Regions from separate parts of the Mus musculus genome. Here all the other regions are linked to region 1. A link is a loop called in an ENCODE intact Hi-C map of the cell type or tissue named here. Cell type or tissue: heart. All regions are shown on one strand. Region 1 overlaps Xylt1 (xylosyltransferase 1). Region 2 overlaps Xylt1 (xylosyltransferase 1). Region 3 overlaps Rps15a (ribosomal protein S15A).

Evidence for each region. Hi-C counts contacts between places; a loop is a spot of excess contacts. Peaks named below come from ENCODE experiments on the same cell type or tissue, not always from the same donor. Only the 100,000 strongest peaks of a DNase experiment are listed, where the experiment ranks them.
Region 2: a loop joins it to region 1, with 2.0 times the contacts of the local background. A loop is called at or near these places in 3 of 42 quality-filtered maps.
Region 3: it touches region 1 in a loop (3-fold over the local background); 3 of 42 quality-filtered maps call a loop at or near these places.

Annotation. Positions count from the first base shown.
Region 1 is chr7:117,549,455-117,557,454 of GRCm38, forward strand. The region is part of intron 3 of Xylt1 (xylosyltransferase 1); the gene reads left to right. Among named protein-coding and RNA genes, the nearest start is that of Xylt1, 170 kb to the left of the region's middle. In heart, no CTCF peak of the experiment used is centred here; a DNase peak (open chromatin) is centred at 3,917.
Region 2 is chr7:117,466,340-117,474,339 of GRCm38, forward strand. All of the region lies in intron 1 of Xylt1 (xylosyltransferase 1), which reads left to right. Among named protein-coding and RNA genes, the nearest start is that of Xylt1, 89 kb to the left of the region's middle. In heart, no CTCF peak of the experiment used is centred here; DNase peaks (open chromatin) are centred at 4,022 and 4,342; H3K27ac peaks cover 1,251 bases.
Region 3 is chr7:118,098,354-118,106,353 of GRCm38, forward strand. It overlaps Rps15a (ribosomal protein S15A), which reads right to left. Exons shown (of 5, transcript NM_170669.2): 5 at 6,021-8,000. Among named protein-coding and RNA genes, the nearest start is that of Rps15a, 14 kb to the right of the region's middle. In heart, a CTCF peak has its summit at 4,108 (motif pointing left); no DNase peak of the experiment used is centred here.

The sequences.
Region 1 (8,000 bases):
GAGATTATTTGAAGCATAGAGGAGGATGTGCAGGATATAAGCAAACACCATACCATTTCATCTAAGAGAAAGGACACTGTTAGATATGGGAATTATAGGGTCTGGTTCCCAAATCCCCATGGATCCTGAGGGACACCTCTTCATGGTTCTATGTATCCATACAGTTTATTAGACGGGTTGTGGTCCCAAGCTCCAAGTGTCCCAAGGAAAGATGGGAAAGGAAGGCTAACATGGCCTTCACACATTCCCTCTTAGTCAAGTTCAGCGTGACCTTTTGAGCTTGTAGCAGCAAATATGCATCTATGCAACACTTCCTGTTCAATAGACAGATTTTAGAAGATTCTCCCTTCCCAAGCCTCCGTGTGGTCCAGGTGGTTCCTGTCTGTGTTCTTGATTGCACTTGGCACTTTGTGTGCAGCAATAATTAAGTGGAATGCAATGTTTCCAAGAGCTGTTCTTAGCCAGTGCCAGGCAGGGGCATTTTGGAAGTCTGAACCAAGGTAATACGGCTCCTGTCACGCTTAGAGCTTGCATGCTTGCTCCCTGAAGGGCCAAGTAGCAAATCTGTATGGTCATTGGGCTGTATATCTTTATCACAGATCTTAAGAGACAATACACAAACATCAATGCACTTGGTTAGGTTCCAGTGGATTCAGACTGCTTTCCAGATTGCAAGAGGCTTCCATCCAGGGCATCTAATTTAAGGTAGAAATTTCATGAAGTCAAAAAGACATGCAATACATCTGACCTATGGAATGTTGTAGTATAGTCTGGTCCACCTTAAATGTGCTGAGAAAGTTTCTGAGCCTATGGTTGGTCAAAGGCAACAAAAACAAAGCTTAGATTAAGACAATGTGTTGACTGCCTTGTGTAAGGTAGTAAATGCTGCAGTGAAAGGGGGAAGCAGGATAGTGCTGGGATGAATTTTCGTTCCCAATGTTATCAAGTTGAAAAGCCGTACGTCATCCATCATTACGCTAAGAATCATCCGTAGTCAGTGCTGTTCTATCTCCGGGAATCCTTTTCTGAGGAAGCTGAGGCTCAGACAGGTTTAGGATTTGGGTGGAGGCATCCACCTAACAGACAGCAAAGCCGGTATTGGAATTCAGGATGAAGAGTCTGAGTCTGCTTCCACAAGTTTGATAGTCTTCAGGGGGGAAACAGATTCTCACTTCAGCTTGAGTTATACAAACCCCAAAGAAATTTAGCTGCCTGAGAGGTGTGCCCCCTTCTCCTCAGTACAGTCTGAAGGAGAAGGGAGGGTGTCAGCTGAGGAAACAGGGAGCCTGTGGCAATAATGGGGGGGCATGTGTGCCAGACTGGAGTGCCTGCATTTGCATCTCAGACTTCCTCTGCAAGCTCTGAGATTTTCGGCAAGTTGCCTGCCCTCTCTGTGCCTTGGTGTTGTATTTATTCATCGCAGAGGGTTTAAAGACTGCACAGTTAAGTGAATGTACCTGGTCACTGCTGCACATTACGCAGATATGAGCCTTAACGCTTACTCCACAGTCATCCACCACCGAATAGCAGCCTTCAGCGTTTCCCGTGCTTCTCCTGGGTCGTGCTGAAATGTCTGCAAGCTAGCGTGAGCTCACTGGGGCTGCCTGCGGGGTTGGCTGTCTCTGCCTTGGCGAAGGTGGCATGCCCTCCAGGGACCTCCAAACTGGTTAATGGAGTTGGCATTTAAGACACATGGCACACCAGACCCACGATGCTTTAATTTCCTGCACCGTGGCCTCCCCTTTGCAGTAAATTTACTGTGAATAGACTAATTGCAAAATAACTCTAATTGGGTAGTTATCAATGAACAACTTCCCGTGAAACAGAATGGCTTACAATTAATAGCATTTAAGCCATAAACTATTCTTCTGCGAAAAGCAGGGATGTAATTACACCCCACAGGGAGATTGCCTTCCCTTCTGGAAACCATGACACCCGGAATTCCGTCTGCTCTGGAGGGATGGGCTTTGGCCTAGTGGTCCTTTTTTATCTCTTGCAAAATGAGGAAAAGAGGCACAATAGGGGGAACACTTGACATCAGACAATATAGGAACCTCGCTGGTCCTCCCCACACAGAGGCATGCACTGGGCCTCACCCAGACCGTAGCCACTGAAGGCCAGTTCGTCAGAGCCTAGGGACAGATCCAGAGGAAGGGAAGTTCATTTTCCATGTTGACTTTTGTGAGGAGCTTTGTTTCTGTGTCTCCTCTGCTTTGCCTGTCTCTCAGCCTTGTCCCCACTCAGCCCAGGGGACACTCTGGAAAAGACTGGCTCCCTACAGGGCCATTCTTCCTTTTCTGACCTTTGATTTCTGCCTCCTGTAGAGAATAATCTTGAAATAAGTGAATAGAAGTCTTCCTCCATTCCATTTGAAGACGGCTGTTACCTGCTTGCACGTATACAAGGGCAGAAGACTCCTATAGACTGTCTACCAAGGAACATGCAGAGAGAGAGAGATTCTTAAGGGTTTTGTGGAAAGACCTGTCCTTGAGTATGACCTCAGAAGAAGTTGTCTCCAGATCCCCAGCAAACCCTTCCTCCCAAAGATAGGACACTCACTGCAGCCACAAAGCTGATGCGCACACACACACACACACACACATGCGTGCACGCGCGCAGACACACACACTCATGCAAGTACACATGTGCATGCACACATACATGTTTATACACAAAAATGCATATACACATGCATGCAAACACACATACACATACATGCTCATACAGACATACCCACACACATGAAATTGTATGTGAATTCTCATATGCATGTATGCACACATACACACCCATACATATGCGCGCGCGCGCACACACACACACATGTGCTCATACACAACACTCACAGAGTTGCATGGAATTCCTGTCCACCCTTTGGTCTCTCCACCTTAGGAGTCCCAAGTCACCCTGACTGATCCTTCCTGTGTTTTACGGACTATAACTCCACAAGTGTAACAGGCAAGGGCATCTTGAACTGGAAACAAAGAAGAAAGGTCGTTTTTAAATCGAGATCATGAAAGTCTAGGGCTGAAGCCACACCCCTGCCTTTACCTCATTCCCAAATCCTCTGGAGACTCAGTCTCAGCCCCTTGTGGTAGAGGGGGCCTGCCAAAGCACAAGAGCTCATGGCACAGAGGCCAGGAAGCAGAGGCAAAGTCTGAGCTAAGGGGGAAACCTTCTTCTTTTCTTTAGTCCATCTTGGTCTGAAGCCTATAGGATGGCAACTCCCACAGTGGGGGGCTTGCTTTCCCCTCTAAGCTAATCCCACCTGGAAATGCCACCAAAGACACGCCCAGAAACTACTTCCCTTGTCTCCTAGGTGCCTCTCAGTCCAATCAAGTTGGCTATAGGATACATCAGCATATGTGTGTCTCAGGGAGCTATAGCCAACAGCCCCCCAAATCTCCGTGCCCCCCCCCGCCCCAGGACAGTTCTACTGAGATTTTTCTAAGGCACTTGGCTGTTAAAACTGAGAAGAAAGGCAGCTGGCTTTCTAGAAAGCTAACATCAAAAGTGACCCTTCTGCCTCCCTCCCGCCTCTGCCACCTCCTCCTTGCCCCAGAGATGTCCAGCTGCTGCCCCTTCTGGAGCGGTAACTCTCCTTTAAAACTTGTCTCTCGAATGTGTTGGTCCCTAAGTGATGTGTCTGAAAACCAAGCTGAAGAGCTTTCGCAGGAAGAGGAAAGCATCCCTGACAGGACACGCAGGAGGCCTTTCCTGGTTGTGGTCAGACACATCTTCTAGAAACTTCCCTTATGAATAAGCACTCCTCAAGCCAAGTGTATTTTTAAACAAGAGGATCATGGCTAGCCGGGGGTTTTGCTTGTGCGCTCGCAATGACCTCTGTAGACCAGCGGATTGGGAGCAGGCGTCTCACTCTGCGCTTATGAGCTGCAGCTTGGAGCAGCTCTGCCTAGAGAGAGCCTGACTAATCGGCTTCCCTTTTGTTCACGGCCGGAAGGGGATTTTGGAACCGGATAAAGCTCCTGCATGGCTGGGAGGCAGAGCAGGCAGGGTGCTTTGCTGGCCTGGAGCACATGGGTGCCTGTCTCCTCTTGCCTGGCTACTTCGCCCCATAGCACAACAACTCTCACTCCCCCGGGGTAACCATGGAGACACTAGCATCTGGGACCCTTTTGCCAGGAATGTCACAGGCAGTCTGAGAATACTGGTAATTTGGGTTTACAGTTGGCAAGCTTCTTTTTTCATAAATGTGAACAAAATTGTTGATTCTTCTAGCACCTGGCACTAGGCTCGGTGTTCATCAAGTATCTATTGCTATTGAGCGGTTTGAGATAAGGGAATGAAAGAAACCCTAGCTCACATCCTCTGGCTTTTTCACAACCCAGGGAAGAGGGTAGGGTACCCGAAGAATGCCCTGGAAACTCATCTTGAACAAGAACATTGATCTCTTCCCCCAGCACACTTCAATGTTACCTGTTTCACTAAGTCAAAGTATGCACTGAACAGCCATGTTGACTGTGTCTCTTAACTATGACAAAACTGCCAGAACAACACCTCTTAAAGGAGGCAAGGTGTCTGGGCTCTGTTTCAGAGGTTGTGGTCCCTGGTCACTTGGCTTCCTTGTTTTGTGGCTGTGGCAAGACAGGACAGAGCACCAGGACAGGTATGATGGGCATTGTGCTGTAGAGCAGAGCTGCTCACTCATGGCAAGAAGAATGCAAAGTCGGGAAGGTCTGGGGACCAGATATACCCTTCAGAGCCATGGCTCTAGTGACCCATCCCTTTAAAATAAGCTGCCTTCTAGTTCCCATCACTTCCTAACAACGCCACCAAAAGATGCATCCATCCATGGGTTGATGGATTAACAAGAGCAGAGCCCTTCTGAGCCAGTCACTTTCAGAAAGTTCCACCTCTGAGCATAGACAGAACTGTAGATCAAGCTTTTGGTACATGAGCCTTTTAAAAGAATATTCCATGTCCAGTCCCCAACAAGCACCCATCATACATTAAACAGGAGGCCACATGGGAGATGTGGTGGATGAGAGAAACATGACTGATCTCATGACACTCACAGTGCAGGGTGGGGATGGGAGACAGGCAGTGAAGGTGCAGGCTATTATGCACCTGGCATCAAGTAGGGTAGAGGGAAGAACTGTGAGTCTGACAGAAGTGTCTCCAGGGCAGATAGGTAGAGAAATGGTCGTTGGGTATAAATTCGTTCTTCCTTGGAAGCACCTGCTAAGAATGTTAACACTCTTGGGGAGGAACGGCTTACATTCTTGTGCAGGCTGAGTTCATTGTTAGACGAATCTAATGTGTATTTAGCAGTACCGCATCCCAGGTAACGGTGCTTGAATGAGATGCATGAACAAGGCAGTTGGAGATAGCTGCCTTCATAGAGTTTCTGTTCTAGGAGAAGCCGGCTATTGTCAAATACATAGAACCAGACTCTGATAACCAGGAAAACAGGCCTGCACCTGCAGGCCCAATAAGGATCAATTCCTTGATTGGTGGTTGCTGGGTTTTGGAAGCTTTCAGGAAGGGCTGGCAGATCTGGGTCTGCAGCAGAACCTTTGGGAAAGCCTTAGCTTTGCTTAGGATGGCAATTCAAATAAGACAGTCTAGGGGGCTGAGGAGTAGCTCAAAGGGTACGATACTTTACCTAGCATGCCCTAGCACTGAATAGACTAGGTAAGGTGGAGCAGGCCTATAATTCCAGCACTCCAGAAGTGGAGGTACGAAGACAGAAGTTCATGGCCATCCTTGGATACATGGTGAGTTTGAAACAAGTCTGAGCAACATAAATTCTTGTCCTTAAACAAATAGATAGACGTAAATTGAGCAGACCGAATCCAAAAATTCAAAATCTGAAATGTTCCAAGATACAACATTTGTTTTTTGGTTTTTTTGGTTTTTTGGTTTTTTGGTTTTTTGGTTTTTTGGTTTTTGTTTTTTGTTTTTGTTTTTGTTTTTTTTTAGACAAGGTATTACTTTGTAGCCCTGGCTGGCCTGAAGCCCTGTGATTCTTCTGTTTCGGTTTCCTAAGTGCTGAGCTTGCAGTGTGAGCCATGGTGCTCAGGTCTGCCTAATTCTGAGCATAACCAACCCCACTTCCCAAGAGGAACGTGCCAAATTTGACCCATTGTGAGACAGCATTCAAAAACAGGTACTCTCAAAATAGCATATAAAATTACCTTCACGCATATGTGTAAATTATACATACAGTGTAAATAATTATGCATAAATTTCATGTTTAGACTTGAATCCCATCTACAAACTGTCTCATTATGTTTAGGAAAAAAAATTCAAATATAAAAACCCCTGAAATCTGAGCCTTTCTGGTCACAAACTTCATGCACAAGGGGTCCAGAACCCTGTGATCACACTTAGCAGTGCTCCAGGGATGGCTGATTGCCAGGAATGATACTTAGCAAGTGAGTTATGTTAACCCAGTGGCTCCTCCTGCCAACTCTGTTATCCAGGAAATTAGGGCACATGGAGAGAGACAACTGGCCACAGTCACACAGTTAGCAAGTGGCAGAGTCAGGATTCAGTGGCGAGGGGTTCTATGGCCAGAGGCTTAGTCATGTGCTCTGCTACCTACAAAAGCCGGAAGCTTGTGCAGTGTTCTGCCTGTGGTGCCTTCCAGCTGCTGCAAGAGGCTCACCCCATCAGGCCATTCACTTGCTGATGGCCAGGGTGGGGGTGGGGGTGGGGGGCGATCCCACCGGAGACCCCCTGACTGGTCTTCAAAGTTAGCCGGTCGCTTTAGATAAGGAACAGACTTATGGCTGCCCCATTTCTCTGTCACTTTCTGGTCGCTCAGCGTATTTGCATTTGTGTGACATGACAAAGCAATAATTTTTCATTGTATCCTTCAGTCACCCATGAGAGATTGGATTTAGGTCACAATTTATTACCCTGTGGAATTTAATCCAATTTTTAACACCATGTCAGCCACTCCAGTATTAGAGCTTTTTTAATGGCTGTGAAATTTATACAATGATAAAGTAATTTAAAACATATGTAGGAAGAGCATTGGGACAAATTGATGTGTATAGAACCCTACAGTAAAGATTGAATAGGAGATAAACATGGAAAATGGTGATTGATTACAGGACGGTGGGAACTGTGTCCCACTGATCAGCTCTTAATGGCAAAATTAGTAAACTAATTTGTTCTTCACAATTTTGAGGAGAGTTTCCGTTGCCCTAAATCAAGATTGAGGCTGAGTCACAAAGCACAAATTAATAGCTCACCTCTGAGTGCTATGTACCTCAACTTAGAAACAGGCCTGAGTGACTGGAAGGTTGCCAACCGCCTGTCTCGGGGGACCTTTCCCGCCACCAAAGTCGGAAGACAACGGGCAGGATGGCAGAGTCTCCCTTTGTTTATTTAGTGTATGGGCATTTGTGTATGCACGTGAGTGGGCTGTGTAGGTGTGAGCGCACAGGTGTATCTGAGTGTGTGCATGTGAACAAGTCTGAGTGTGTGTGTGTGTTATGTGTGTGCCTGTTGGGGGACACCGGATGCCCTGCTTTCTCTGCCTTATGCCTTATTTTACAGAGTCTTTCACTGAGCCTGGGCTTAGACGGCCAAGCGATCTTTCTCTCTCTGCCCAACCCTCCACCCTGGGGTTGTACACAACGGTGCTTGGCTTTTTACGGGAGTTCTGGAGATCTGAAATCAGACCTTCATGCTCGCTGCCCTTTTCCACTGAGCCAATTCCCTACCTCGTACTCGGTTTTAGAAAGTTGCCTGCTTTCTCCTGTCTCCCGAAGATAAACACAATTAGTGCCATTCTGAAGGCACAAAGGCAACACCTCTTTGCTGCCTACCATGGGTGGCTCAGGCACAGGTCTCAGTCCCCAAGGGTGCTATGTTAGTTACTTTTGTGTTGATGTGACAAGAGCCTGAAAACAACAACTGAAAGATTTATTCTGGCTCCTGTCCTCAGGGGACACAGGAAGCACAACACACGCTCTGCCCGGGAGGAGGAGTGTTGTTTGCTTGTTGTTGTTTGCTGCTTCGGGTTT
Region 2 (8,000 bases), 83 kb before region 1:
TACACTGGCTGCCCAGTGAGTTCCAGGCACCTGTGCCCATCTCCCCAGCTTTTACATGCCCTGGGAAATGAACTCAGGACTTTATGCTTATGAGGCAAACTTTTTTTTTCCATTGACTCAAAGACCCAGAGGGAGGAAATGAGGAGACCTCATACTAGGAGCATCTGATCGATCCCCTAGTCTTTGTAGGTTCCTAGTAGGTACTAACCATTAAACTGAAATGTGGCGAGTGATTCAGATTCATCTTATGGTTAACCACATAGGCCTTGTTCCACAGTGGGTAGGCAACACGTGCATCCGTGGCCCTGAGCTCTGTGTTCCAAGTGCTGGCTGTGGCATTGCAACAGTTGCCGTTCTACAATTGGGACTAAAATCCTTTGGAGAACAGCAGAAGGGAGGGTGGTTTGATTCCTTTCTGGCTCAGGGTTCCACAGGGTTCATCCGTAGGGATCATGCTGAGGCAGGGTACCATGGTGGGGGAAGCATGGCGTGCCTGTTCATCTAATGGTGTACAGGGAGGATGGGGGAAGTGGGGATAGAGGGGAGGATGGGAGGGAGGGAGGGAGGGAGGGAGGGAGGGAGGGAGGGAGGGAGGGAGAGAGAGAGAGAGAGAGCACTAATGAGCTGCACTCCTTATGACCTACTTCTTCTAACTAGGCATCACCCTCTAATATTTCCAAAATATTTCCAAAACACTTTGCCAGCTAGGGACCAACCCTTCACTATATGAGCCTTTTACAGAGTCACTTTAGAGCTAAACCAAACCATAAGAGATACCTACCAATGATCCACCCTGGGCAAATTATTTCTCCAAACATCAGTTTCACCATCCGTTACATGGGCTTTTAATGTCACCTCTTAGACATGAAATTTCAGTGACCCACTTAGGAAAATGTCTTACACTCAAGAGGAGCCTGATGCTCCCCAGTGTTCTGATTACTGTCAGTGGTGGCCAGACATATGACCTTCTTTATTTGTTGTGCTGTGGTGTGTGTGTGTGTTCATGAAAACATGTGTCCAGGATGGAGGTTGCCAGAAGGTGTTTCCTGATATTTCTCCATCTTAGGTTTTTGGAGCAGAGTCTCTCCGGAATGTCACTGGCTAGACTGGCTGCCAGTCAAGCCCCTGAGCTCCACCTCCTCCCTGCCCCCTGTGCTAGGGTTATAGGTGCTCACTGCCAGGCCTGGCTTCTAGGTGAGTGCTGGAGATGCTCCCCTTGGCAAGTAGGCACTTTGCCACTGAAACTGCCTCCCCAGTCCACCGCCTTATGTTCCAAGACAGGATTCCTTGTTGAACCTAGAGCTCACTGATTCAATTTGACTGGCTGGCCAGGGTTCCTGGAGAATCCTCCTGTCTCAGCCTCCCCAGAGCTGAGGTCATAGGCGTATGTGCTGCTTTGGGCTTTTCCATAGCTGCGGGGGGGGGGGGGGGGGGGCTGGTCCATGCTCAGGCCCTTATTCTTGGACAGCGACATTGCCAGCTCTCCCAGGTCCCTCTCTGGTACAAACAGTGCGTACAGTGGCAGACAGATTTGTTAACCATCCATATTCCAGGGTCTCCACACTAAGGGAGGGAGGCATTACGATGCTGACTGAGTTCCCTTGGGGCCATACTCTCACATTTTCCAAGGCTGTAGATAATGCACTCCCAGCTCCACAGGCTTGATCTGGGATTGTTGATTATTGGAGGGATTTGGAACAAAATAGATGGAAAGAATATTGAAAAGAAATGAGATTTATATGTGTTTAAAACTTTTTTTTTAAATTTGAAGGAAGCAAGAGGAAGACATGTACCCTGGAGCAATAGCCTGGGTGTGTCACTAGGAAAAAAACCTGCCGTGATGTGACATTTCCCTTCTCTATGGGGTTTCTGATTTCTCCACCTTATCCTTATGTGAATGTGAGGTGTCACTCCTCAGCAAGGTGTGAGATTCTGGCCTGCAGTCAAAGCAGAACACTGTTCACTGAAGTGACAAGGAGAGATCTGTGTCCCTGATATCCCTTCCTCATCACTCAGGACCACTTGCCAGGCATGCGCCTTGCCTTCAACACAGGGCCACCTACCTGAGAAAGAAGTCACCAAGGAAATCCCATGGAAACAAACTCCCTTGAAGTGGCACTGATTGCTGTGTTTAGGGCATGAGAAAGAAGTGAGAAAAAATGACATATGCCTAGGGAGAAAACATTGAAGAGAAGACAGAGACAGCCTTGGGCAGTTTCCATGGGGCCAGAGAGACACCTGATCCCTCTAAGTAGGAAGAAATTAATAGCTAGCATATTGCAGAAAACTCCTCAGGACACGGACACCACCCATATCAGAAGTATTAGGAGTCATGTGTGCAGAAGACACTCAGTGGCCAGTGGAGTAGAGATACAAGGTCTGCCTTTTGTTACTTCACCATGTCACATCCCCCTGACACAGGGCAGAGGCCCTCAGGATCCTTGTAGGTGAGAATATCCCAAGAGCATTCAGTAAAGATGTCGGTCCTTTGAACACTTGCCTAGAATACCCAGTTAGGTGAGTTCCTAATGGACCAATGTCTGGCATCAGAGAAACCAAGTCCCTGGCCCTGGTTCTCTCCCCTTTGAGCACTGTTTGTAAGCAAATCACACCCCACCCCCAGGCACCATGAATCTCTGTGATGTAGAGCAGGTTGCCTCCCCAGCCAGGGCTATAACTAGTGCATCTCTTTGGCACAGAGAGAGCATTTGAAATGACATGGTGACTTTTAGGTGCTTTTTGGTGACATGGAGTCAGTCAGTCAGTATTTACAGCAACTTGCTTTTCAGAGAATTATGGTTTAGTATTGTTGTGCACCCAGATATGTCTAAGTGTTCATTAGCCAGGCACACACACAAAAAAAGAAAAACCAAGAGAAGATTATTTTGACCTCATAAGCAACTTTTTCCTGAGAGTCTCACTGGAATAACTCTGGCTAGCTTAGACCTCTCTGTGCCTACCAAGCTGGCCTTAAACTTACAGAGATCCAAGTAGATGCTAGGATTAAAAGGCATAGACATACTTTAAATACCTGGTTTAGTGGAATGCTCTGGACGACTAATGATGTCAGCTGGTCACTACTCTCGAAGATCAGGACACTGCATTCCTAGGTCGGCACAGGTTCCTCTAGGTTTATACTTGTTAAGCTGGAATATTTATTAGGAACACCTCCATATGTCCCACACAGTAAGTTCTAGATCCTACATTCACAATGACCTCTGGGGAACCTAGTATCTTCTGTTCTGTCCCCTGAGATTGCTGTCTGCCGTTTGCTGTAGGTTGAATAGAGTCCATTCAGCATTCATCATGGAGTCTTGAACCCCCACCACCTCCAAATGCTACTGTACTTGGAGATAGGGTCTCTAAAAAGATGGCCTTTGTGGTGGGTCTGATGTGGTGTCATTGTATGAAGAAGAGGTTTGGTTACAGAGACACCAAAGGTCATATGAGGCAGTAGTCAGAAGGGGCCTCTGTAAGCCAAAGGAGAAGTCTTCGAAGCAAACCTGAAGCCCCTTGACCCAGGGCTTCTGACTCTAGAAGAGTAAGCTAATGGATATCTATTATTTATATTGACTACTTTGTGTGTTGCTATGGCGACTCAAGCAAATACTCATACAGTAATTAACCATGATTTGAACCAGAGCTAACCTCTAGCCTGCCCTCTCTTCCCTGCAGATGATCTTGAACAAACTTCCAGTCTTCCTCTAGCTCCCACATTCTGGGATGGTTAGCATGTAACTTTACACCCAGGTTATATGGTGTTGGTAATTGAACCTGCGGCGTTGTGCATGGCAGTCAGCACTGTACCAGCTGAGCTGTGCCCCCAGTTAAAGCACATCTCCATGCTAGAAAATGTTCAGTTCTCGCCACAGTCATAGGGTTCACAGTGAGAGAGAGCCAAGCTAGTCTTCAGACACATCTCATGGGAATGACTGACAGACAGGGTATACTGTAAGGGCCTGCTGACTTCAGAGGTCTTGTGTGAAAGGCATGAGTCATTGTCACCTCCACCCCGAGCCATTGCCTAACATCTAATAACAAACCTCCTGTGATGTCCTTAGAGCAAAAACCAGGAACCCAGAAATGCCTGGGGTATGCCTGGGGTTCTAAGGCACACCTTCCCCCTCCCTGTTGTCTCACCTGAAGCTTAATTGCTTGTTAGACTCTGGCCTTTGGTCTCTGTGGACTACACAATATCTGAGTCCAGCTTCCTGATCTTATAAACAAGACTTGTGATGGGCAGAAGAGTTTCATTTCTCTAAAACCGTAATCTGGCTCTCCTCAGATTGAACAGCCAGCCCAGAGGCAAGTGTACACAGAGTCTCTCTGACTCATGCACAGCTTTCCTTGTGGTGACCGGCAGACACAGTGCAGGCTGCTGGCCCAGAACACAGAAAGCACATGTCAACTGATCTGGCTAAATCCTCCAGTTCCCTCTGGGGCAGAGACCAGCTTCATTTCCAGTCATGGCTCCTGTGTTAATTTCTCTCAACAGCGTCTACAACCTTAAAACAACTAAAAGTGTGTGGGTGTGGGTGTGGGTGGGGTGTGTGGGTATGTTCTGCTGTTTGTTGATTTGGTACTGATTATTGCTGACTCTTTGTCTCTGGTAGACGTGATCCAAAGTGGGAGATGTCTTTTTGTGAGTTGGACTATATTCTCCAGGAGTTGTAAAAAAGAGAGGGCCATCAATGGCTCAGCGCTCTGCAGTGAGACCTTGGGCAGGTTGCTCCAGCTCTCTCTAGCCATCAGCTTCTCTGTCTCTACCCTCTGTCTCTTCCCTCAGGGGAAACTGAACTGATGGCTGCATAGGAGACAGACCCAGGGCCTGGAATGTGGAAAGGACTCAGCCATTATTAGTTGCTGTTGTTGGTGAGCATTTCCTACTTCCCAAACCCACAGGGCTTCAAAATTAGGAAAAGGGACATCAGGTCAGTTCATATCACGACTGTAGATGCTTGAAATTCCAACATATCTTCTGATCCCAAACATTTTGAGCAAGGGATGCTCACTCACACTGTAGTGTTTAGCTGTTCTAAACCTTGATTAAGTAATAAAGTTAATAAACCAGAGGAACAGAAGCTGTGTAGCTCCTGGGGAAAGAGAATCTTCGGTGGCCATCTCCTTTAGTGTTATTTTGGCTTCTAGTGACTCCTGAAGAATCCCGTAGGATGCAGAAGGTGAACTCAGAGGGTTCACCATCCAGGATCCTTATGGCCAAGTGTATCATGCTTGATGTCATGGTCTAGCTAGCCGAAGGCCTGACCCTGATAAATAACAGCTGTTTATTATAGTTATTTCAGTGTGTTTCCTTTGAGTGTATTTCTATACTTAAGAGAAGTGAGTTCCAAGGTTGTGGGGGTTTACAACTAAACATTTAGTTAAGGTCAATGTTTAGAGAGTGTGGAAGTTAGTTATGACCACAGTATAACAAATTACCCCAAGCTCAGTGCACAAAAAGATCAGACATGTATTTTCTCTGTGCTTTCTATTGGTTGGGGGTTGGGGGGGGGGGACTATAGATTGAGCCGTAGTCTAAGCTGCAGGTTGGTTCCATGTCTCGCGCCACATAGTTTTCCTCTTCTTCACACCTGAGTCTTATTCTTCTTGAGGTGGAAAGCCACAGAAGGCAATGTTCAATGATATCTTTCACTTCTGTGTTTGACATATTCTGAGAAACTCCCAGTAGGTCAACTGAAGTGGCCAAGGCCTAGCAGAACCTCAAAATCCCAATACTGGAGAGTGCGGGTCTAGGGAGGGGTAAGGAATGAAGGGGTCAGAGATTCAGTCTCCTCAGTTGGTTCTCCATTTGCCTTCTCCAAAGTGTCATTGCAAAAGGTGCCCTGAGCGCCCTCGCTAGCATCGGAGGTTCTGTGGTCCTGGCATCCTCATTACAATTCCAGCGGCACTCTACTGGAGTGGGAGAGCACGTTGTGAATTCCCCTTTGGTCCCCTGAAGCCTTCTCTCTGACAGACAGGAATTTACTCTACTGTAAACCTAAGAGTCCCAATTTAGACAGACAGGATGGATTAGGCAGACGGCATCATTGACCCAGTTCCACTTCGTTAGCCTTTCCAATTAAGGCGGTTGTTACTGTGAGTGAGACCTCACAGATATGCAGTCATACCTTGAGTCCTCAGGACCTAGCCGATTAGGGAGAGTCTCACATTTCCAGTGTGCACCCAGGGAGGAGAAGGAAGTGTGGTTGGCATGAGAACAGCTGAGTGTTAATGACACAGCCCCCCCTTGTGAGGGCTTCATCCTCTTCCTGGCCAGTTAATTAAGATGCTAAATAAGGACCCTTTGTACTCCCTCTCCCAGAAGCTTTTGAAATAAACCTTTGACTCCGACTGTGTGTGACAGGGTCTGTGATTTTGGAACTCAAGATAAGGAGTAGATGCTGAGCTGTGTCAAAGGACCAGTCTCTCAGTATCATCCTCATAGCTGGCAGAGATTTTCCAGAGCTTTCCAAGGAAGGTCTTTCCCGGTGAAGTTGTTCTTAGGGGTTCAGGATTGCATTCCCCCTTTCTTCGCTGTCCTGGGAGTCTGAGCAATGAAGCATAAGCCCATACAATAGCCAAATGGGCCATGAAGCACAACTTAATTAATCTGGGCATGCACCCAATGCCCCGTGCAGCACTAGCTAGGATTTGGCTTTGGAGAAGGTGGCTAATTTTGAGGCTGAGCCACGGCTTCTTCTGTTCTGACTCATATCTAGATGAATATGGACGGAGGGACAGTTAGAAGAGACAAACAGGCTCGGGCTGATGGTGAGGGGAGGACCAGGGGCTGTGTGGGACAAACAGAGTCTGCTGCCAGCCACAGGTGGGGAGGATGAATTCACCTCTGGAAGAGTAAACTGGGGCCTGCCCTGGGTGGCCATTCAATAGGGAGCCGGGCTCAGCTCTCCGGCACTGCACATCATTGATCCTATAATTGATGAGTGCACGGCTAGAATAGTGAGCCTGCGTGCCCCACCCTAAGTAGCCCAGTAAACCTTGAGTTCTGGTGGATCGTAGCTGAATGCTATCCTAGGGAAAGGGTGGGAGAAGTTGTGGAGGGAAGGCCCGAACTGCTTCTCCAAGACTCCTCATCAGCCCCTTGTGGGTCCGCTTTGACGTGTGGTAGAGTGAAGGAAAAGCTTCCCATAGTGTTTTCCTGGGTGCAGGGACTCTCTGTGCTCAGACAGCATGAAAGTCAGAGCGAGTGAGGGGTCTCTGTGGCAACGTCCCTGGAGCTGTGCCAGGGAAGTGCTTGGACTTGGACTCAAAGCTGGAATTGGGGGAAGACAAATTTTCTTCCTCTTCAAGGAAAGTCCAGCAGTTAGAATGTGCTTGGGACCATGCCTCAAATGTGCCACGAGGAAGACGTTGTCAGACGGGGATCAAGGCAAGGGGAGTGGCCTGGTAGTGTGTTCCTGTCTTCCTGACACTCAGGAGGCAGAAGTGTGAGGATGGCCATAGGTTTAGTTTAGCCTGAGCTGCCTAGCAAGTATTAGGCCAGCATAGGATGCACAGAAAGTCCTTGTCTCAGACAGTAATACAGTACTATTTAAAAAATGTTTAACGGAAACAAGGCCTGATGATGCAGGCCTGTGAGACCAGCAATTTGGGAAACTAAGGCAAGGGGATTACAAGTTAAAGGCCAGCCTCAGATACGGTGAGTTCCAGAGGACCAGCCCAAGCAATTTAAGGAGACCTTATCTGAAAATACAAATTAAAGTGAGGAGATTAAAGTGAAGGGCCAGTGGAGAGTTTGTCTAGTATGCATGAAGCCCAATGTTCAATCCTCTCCTCCTCTCTCCTCTACAGGAGTTTAGAATGTTGCTGGGTTTTCTTCACTCTCCTTTATTCCCAGTACTTGAAGAAGGCTGGCCTGGTGCTAATTTACATAGCTTCCTAGAAACCTGTACTGGAAAAAAAAATCTGTTTTGAGAGACCCAAGTTTCAAACTGGATTTCTATACAGAGCCTTACAAGCATGGCCATTCTGTGTAGAGG
Region 3 (8,000 bases), 550 kb after region 1:
CAATGACAATGACAGGGAAAGTATACAGCTACAGGATGCAGACCCAGACGAGAAGTGTCCCGACCCGAGTCCTCTGCATAACTCAGCCTGAACACCTTAACATCCCCCTTCCATGAAGACACCTCCTTTTCCTCACATACACTTCTTTCTTCCCACTGCATAAATTGTGAGCTGTTTATTTACAGGGGCTGAGCTATTTTCATTAGTGAGTGAGGAAGAAGGGCCGATCACCCGTTGATGGTGAGTCACACTTGATTCCCACAGTACGAAGTTGGCTTGGGATTCGGGGCCCCAGCCTGCTAGGTATGGCTCTCGTATTCTGCTCAGAGCCAAATGTCCAGGGCCGAAATTTCTAATTATCAGTCATGTTGAGACTTGTTGCTACAGCCCATGGCTCCAAAACTGAACCTTTATCCTTCATTTAAGAAGACAGAAAGTACAATGAATGGCTATAATTCTGGCCAGTGTATGCCTAAAATCCCAGCACTCAGGAGTCTGAGACTGAAGGATTGTGAGCTAAGGCCAGCCTGGGCTACAAAGATAAACTCTATCTCAGAGGGGGACAAGAGTTGTGACAGAAGCTTTTAATCCCCAGTCACTTCCTGTGGTCCTCAGACTCTCGTCCCTTCACACGCACACACACGCACACACACACACACACACACACACACACACACACACACACACACACACCTGATCCTTTACAAACTTACTTGAGTGCTCCTAACTAGGGACACCTCTGCAATGGACAGACTTGGGCCAGTGTCTCTGAGAAGGGGTAATCTCTGTGACCTCCTTACCCCAGGTCTTACACTGGGGCCCAGCACCAGCTCATTGTCCCACTATGTACCCTTTTTGTCACCTCCCTTCTCTTTGAGCAGGCATGTGGGGCTGCATGAGTCCTGTTCGGAGCCCAGGCAGTGGCTCAGATACACCTGGTTAAGTCTCAGCTGTGACCCAGTTCATTGTGTGGTCTCTTGCCAACCTCTACCCCGATCTGAGCTGTCCATCTTCCTCTATCACGGAGGCCCACTCATCACCAAGTCAAATAACACATTCCCAAACTATCTCAATTTTACATGGCAGATGAAGGGGTTACGTCATCATCCCAGTCCCCTCTGCCTTTTAAAGGGGATCACTAACAGGTTCAGGGCCCCTTCCAAAGGGTTCTAGACTGATTCCTTCAGAAGGAAAGATATGAGAGTGCTGTCATTCGAATGCACTATCCTCCGAGGGCCCGCGTCAGACGGCATCTAAGAGAAAGGGGTGGCCAGCCCTGCAAGGTAGCCCCATCTATCATCTCAGCACTCAGGAGTCAAGGCAAGAGGCCAGCCTAGGCTACATAGGCAAATCCTGTCAGAAAGAAGGATTGTGGGGGTTGGCGTGGGGATGGCAAGGCATACACATTTCCCTGAGTTCTTGGCTCTGCAGGGCCTAGGAGTTCACCAAGCAATGGGAGAAAGCAGCTATAAAAGGGGATGGCCAGGTCCTGGAGTGCTGTGAGTCAGACGGACTCAGACCTTCTCAGAGTCCCTGATGAAAAGACGAAGGGAACAGTAGCTCTGTGTCTTGTCCAGGGACAAACTTTGTATGGTGGGTCTGGATCTGAGACCAGGATCTCAAAGGAGTTACAGTTTTGAATCCCGGAAACTCAGCTTTCCCACCCTCCCCCCAAATGAATGAGTGGATGGGTGGCAGGTAACTGGGTATATAGATGAGAGGGATGAGTAGATGAGCGGTGGGTAGGATGGGATGGGGTGGATATGTATGTATATACATATGGGTAAATGGGAGAGAAGCCGCAGTGAGCTCAGTCTCTGATGCCTCTGAGCTATCTTCTGTCCCTTCTGTGTATCACTACTTGGCTAGCCTCCTGCTGACTTCGTCCCATTGTGTGATAGCTTTCCACTAACTCTGTCCATTTGCTTCTTTCCCTGCAAATAGTTAAGATGCTGTAACTCTTACTGAACTTGCTGGGCATGAGACATACTTTGTGGGAGACTTTCCTCCCAACCTCAACTTTCCTGTCTTCTCTTTGATCTTCTCACCTCCTGGTCCCACTTAGGACCCTGTCACTGAAGAACAAGCTGCTCCTGGTCACTGGAGGTCAGAGAGCCCTGCCTTCCATACAGATGGAACACCTCATCATGCTGGTGAGTCCTTAAACCTGTACCCTGTGCTTGTCTACCTGACTGTGTCTAACTGGACACCACAAACTCAGTGTGACCCAGACCATGTGCTGAATGACCTTCTGTGAGCACTCAGGGTGGGCTAGCTGGCAGCGGACTACTAACTGTGCAAAAAATGTTCAGTCCTCCACTTGCATAGCAGGAGAAAGCCATGCACAGCTGAGTGGATGAGCCCTTGGGGACGGAGGAGGAAGTTAGGCGGGTGAGAAATGAGAAACCCAGGTCTGGAACGTAATGATGTCCCTATGTCCCTCTTCCGAACCTTCCAAGAGCCAGCCAAGCTCATACAGGCCCAGGTTGTTTCCTGGTTGTTAGTGCTAATAAAATATTAATTTATTTACCCTGCCACCACATTTTTTAAAATTAAAAAAAAAAAAAAACCTAAAGCTTTTGAGTGCTGTAGGTCACAGCATCCCCCTAAGGAAGCAGAGCCCTAGAGCTAGGAAAGCTAGGAGTTAGCAGAAGTCGGAGTCGTCTTGGTTCTCCCTTAGGAGTGGGAGTGGGGTGGGCAGGAAGAAGCATTTGGGGAAACTTTATTGAGATCACAAGGGGCAAAAATGCCTCCAGACGATTATCTGGTTTATATTAAAAAGTGCAGCAGAAGAGAAAGTAATATTAAAACTGGGAGGCAAAGAATGAACAACACAGACGGATCTAACAGTCATTAGCACCGAGCCAGAGATGAAAGCAGCCCTGACTCCCAGGCACACCTGCAATCCCAGCACTCAGAGACTACAAGCAAGAGAGTGACAAGTTCCAGGCCAGTCTTACCAACAGGGTGAGGCCTTGTCTCAAAAACACAAATGAACCAAAGAAAGCTGTACATTCAATAAAAGCAGTGTTGGAACTGGATATGCTGGCACACACCAATAATGCCAGTTATGGTAATCTAATGGTAGTCTGAAGAAGGAGAATTGCAATTGTTGTACCATATAGCCAGATGCTCCAAAGGACGGGAGGGAAGGAGATGAGCTATGCTCTGTGTCTGGTATGACATGTATTAGTATGTGCTCTCTCTCTCTCTCTCTCTCTCTCTCTCTCTCTCTCTCTCTCTCTCTCTCTCTCTCTCTCTGTGTGTGTGTGTGTGTGTGTGTGTGTGTGTATGTGTGAGAATGGGTGGGTAGGTAGGTGAATGGGTGGGTAGTGAATAGGTAGGTAGATGGATGGGTGAATGGGTTGTTGGGCACAACCTATCCCCCCAGTCCTCAGAACAATCTTGTGGTGGTGGTTTGAATGAGAATGGACCCCAGAGGGTCATATAGTTGAATGTTTAATGTTTGACCCCCAGTTGGAGGAACTGTTTAGGAAAGATTAGTAGGTATAGCCTTGTTGAAGGAGGTATGTCACTAGGATCTGGCTTGGGGTTTTCAAAAGCCCAGTTCGTCCTCACACTCAGTCTCCCCCTCCCTCCCTTCCTCCTGCTCTAGCATCATTCATTCATACCTGCTATCATGTTCCCTGACATGATGTCATGAGCCCACCATCTGAAACTGTAAGCAAGTCACAATTAAGTTCTCTCCGTTTGTTTGTTTGTTTGTTTTTCAAGACAGGGTTTCTATGTATAGCTCTGGCTGTCCTGGAACTCACTTTGTAGACCAGGCTGGCCTCGAACTCAGAAATCCGCCTGCCTCTGCCTCCCAAGTGCTGGGATTAAAGGCGTGTGCTACCACGCCTGGCACAATTAAGTTCTCTTGGTCTTAGAATGTTGTCGCAGCAGTAGAAAAGTAGCTACGACAAACTCTCCTTGACCTGAAGGCCAATGCCAACGATACACATCCTCCCTCCTTCTGAACCTTCTTTCTGTGGCCATGAATAATTTGCCTCATCTCAACAAGGTTTCCAGTCCAGACATAGGTTAATGGCAGCAAACTGTTTCAAGATACTTGTGGTCCTGTGCTGTCACCTAGTGGAAACTCCATGAAACTGCAGAGAGGATGCTTGAAGCACTCATGGGAGCCTGGAGAGAATTTAACAAGACTCATGATGGATTGATAACTGGTTTTAATTTTATTTAACTTTTTATTGATTCTTCATGAATTTCATACATGCAACCCAACCCCACCCATCTCCTTGTTCTCTCGTACTGTCCTTCACCCTTGCAACCTCCCACCAAAAAAAAAAAAAAACCTGGTGTGGAAGCTGCAGTGTGCATGTCCCACAGTACACCCTTTTGTCCATACTCCTTTGCTTGCAAATGTTCATTGCAATGAGTCATTTGTCTAGTTCAAGGCCTCTGGCTTCTGCTACACTATCAATACTGGAAACTTACTAGGACTCCCCTTGGACACCCTACTGTCACCCTGTGTCGTGGAGATCCTGTAGCTTTAGATGTGTAGGACTTGCCCCTTCATGCTCTCCAGCAGTCCACAGATGGAGTTGATATTGGGGTGTGCCAACTCAAAGCCCTGGATCTGGGCCTGGATGGTATCTGAGCTGCTCACCTGCCAGCTCTCCCACACCCACAGCACCAGGGAAAGCTCTCCTGCACTGCAACTGTTAAGGGCAGAGCCAGTTCTCCCACTCTCATGCCCTTGGGCGGCTCTGCCACTTGCTACAGGTGGTAAAGAGTGGGGGAGGGAGCATGTTTCCCCTCACCTATGCCACCACACAACAGATAAGTGGCAGGGCCAGCTCTGCCATGCTCACACCCTTGGGGCCAGTTTACCAACAACTCCCACTACCAGGGCCAGCTCTACTGTGCTTCCTAGGTGAGGTGTAGGACCTGCAGCCGGCTAGGGGTGGATAGGGTGAGCTCTCCTACTCTCCACCTTCATGGCTAGCTCTCCTAGGGCTGGGAGGCAAGGGATGGGGCCAGCTCTGCACAATCCTCATACAATGACAGGGCAGCAGCCCAGACCAGGGACATCTGACTAGCCTTTGGTGGTAACAAAGGACCTAAAGACCAGGACCTCACTACGGCCTTAGGTGGTACTCAAATCAGGCTCCTTGATTCTCTAGTTCTGCCTCTCTTCATTGTGCACATTCTTCTGTTTCTTTCTCTTCCATCTCTCTACCACTTGGTCATCCTAGTGGTGCCCAGTCTCTGGGTGTCTGGGGTCCTCTTAGGAATGGTCTCAGAAGTGCTATACCTTGCCCATGCCATGTGGCACCAGGTGGAAGTTGTCTTGGGCGTGGTTTTGAAATCAGTTTTGAAAGGATGAAAGGATTGGGCTAGTTCAGATATGCAGATCTTGGAGTAAGTGAGCAGTGTACATATCTGGTTATCCATGGAGACAGGAGGGAGCCACCATGAGTCTCCACGTGCGAGTTTGCATCCCCATTCATCACACACCCAGGGCTTCCCCTCTCCTCTCTCCAGACTTCACACTGTGCAACTATAGCCTATGCCAGAAGGTTCAACCATACACAAGGCTTCCCCACACACCCACAGTTAAGACTATTACTTAAGCAAGAAAGACAGCTGTAAGAAGCTAATTAGGAAACCTTCAGAACAAAGAAATTGCTGAAGAAATTGACCTTGGAGAATACTAGGCCAGGACAGCTTAGAAGAGCCCAGGCAGTGACACTCTGAGATTATCAAGGTTTCTAGCAACCTGTCCCAAATGAAAATTGCTGCGTACAAGGGTCAGCCTCCTTCGACTGTGTGCACAGCTGGGAGTGTGTGTGTGCTGAGTGGCTTTAAGCAGCAGTCAGGCAAGGTGACAGACCCAGAGGTGTGACATGGCCAGTGCCCAGCAGTCTTGAAGGAGCAAGAAACCAATGTTTTGTTTGTTGCAAGTCCAGCTGCTCACCACACCATAGTGTGATCAGGTAGAAACCAGGCAAGCTTATTCAAAAGGTCACCAATTCAGAAGCCATTCAGACAAGAGGTTTTAAAAAAAATGCTTTATTTTATTCACACACACATGTTCGCACAAAGAGAGGCCATAAATTCGAGAAATTGAGTAAGAGGAGAGCACATAGGAGAGGTTGAATGAAAAGGACAGGGAGAGAGGCCAACATAATTGTATTTTACTTTCAAAGACTTAAAAAATCAGAAATTTCATTTCATTACTCCATCTCCCCCCACCCCACCCCCAGGCGTGTACAAGCACACTTGAAGGCCAGAGGAGGGTGTCAGACTCCCCGGAGCCCAAGTCATAGGCTAGTGTGAGCAGCCCGACGGAGGTGCTGGGGACCGAACCTGAATCCACTCAGGAGCAGCAAGTGCTCTTAACAACCTAGCCATTGTCCCAGCCCCTAAATTATCTCATTGATAAGACCAAGAACCCAAAAAGGAATTTCAGTAACAACAGTTCAGCCCTGATTCACCAAGAATGATGGTGACTCATCATCTTTGCTATCTATACTTTCTGCTGACTCACAACTCCTGGTCACTCAGGTTTCTGCTGACTCATGATTCCTGTCAGCTGACTCAAGACTTCCATTATAACTTCCCTTCCCCTCATCTCTCTGCTTCAGGCCCCAAATACTTACTGCTTCTCTTTGCCCTCATTCATCATCTACAGAAAAGGATCTCAATTTTCCCAATACCCCTGGTTATTAGATTTCCCACATGGCAGCCTCACTAGCCCCCATCACTCTGAGTACAAAAGCTGAGAAGAGTGAAGAACCCCCCAGGGGCTGTTATTAGGACTGCAGACATACTATAGTCAGGACAGGTCAGTCCGGACTCCACATCTTCTTCCCAGAAGCATTCAGACTCCCTCTCAGGATTAAAAACAAGTAAAATAGTGTTATGCCAAGCACCACTTTCATTTTACAGTTTATCCCAAGCCTGACCACAGTACTAGAACATAGCCTCTTTGTACCCATTTCACAGAAATGAAAACCTATTTAGAAGGGACACTCAAATTCATGCTTCAAGCAACTGGCAGGATACGATAGATCTGAATGCTGAGGCTTCTTCAGTAGGGCTCACCATAGTCATAAATAAAACCATAATCTCAAAACCATTATGTCTTAAGTCAGAGTTTCTATTCCTACACAAAACATGACCACGAAGCAAGTTGGGGAGGAAAGGGTTTATTCAGTTAACACTTCCACACTGCTGTTCATCCCCAAGGAAGTCAGGGCTGGAACTCAAGCAGGTCAGGAAGCAGGAGCTGATGCAGAGGCCATGGAGGAATGTTACTGGCTTGCTTCCCCTGGCTTGTTCAGCTTGCTTACAGAACCCAGAATTACCAGCCCAGAGATGGCACCACCCACAAGGGGCTAGCCCCCATCCCCCCATCACTGAGAAAACTGCTGAATCTCATGGAGGCATTTCCTCAACTGAACTCCAGCTTGTGTCAAGTTGACACAAAACCAGCCAGCACACTTCGTAAATGAAAAACCCATTTAATGTACTGCCATTCTACACAACGTTGCCATTCTATACAACATGTAGGCTCAGCAGGCAAAGGTGCTTGCTGCCAATCCTGACTGGATCCACTGTAAAGAGAACCATTTCTCGACAGCTTGACCTCAATCAAGGCAAAAGCTTACACGTGCATACATTTAGTAGTTTACTAAGTAAACAATTAAGGTCGGTGCTGGCTCACCCCAGCCTTCCTTGATTGTTCTGAGAACGCGTGGTTATCCTATTCAATCTAAAGCAACCCTTATTTTATACTCAAGTGATAATCCCCTGCGGCACCCCACTTGCTGTGCTGTACGAGTGGTGAGAACTATGGTGTTCCTGTGGACATGCCTGCCATGCAATGCAAACACCTCAGGGGGCCAGACTAGGCCACACTGCAAGACCTGCTTTTAAAAGAGGGGAAAATGGTGCTGGAGAAATGGCTCAGAGAAATAGCTGCTCTTCTAGAGGATGTAGGTTTGCTTCCCAGCATCCACTGGGGCTTAAAA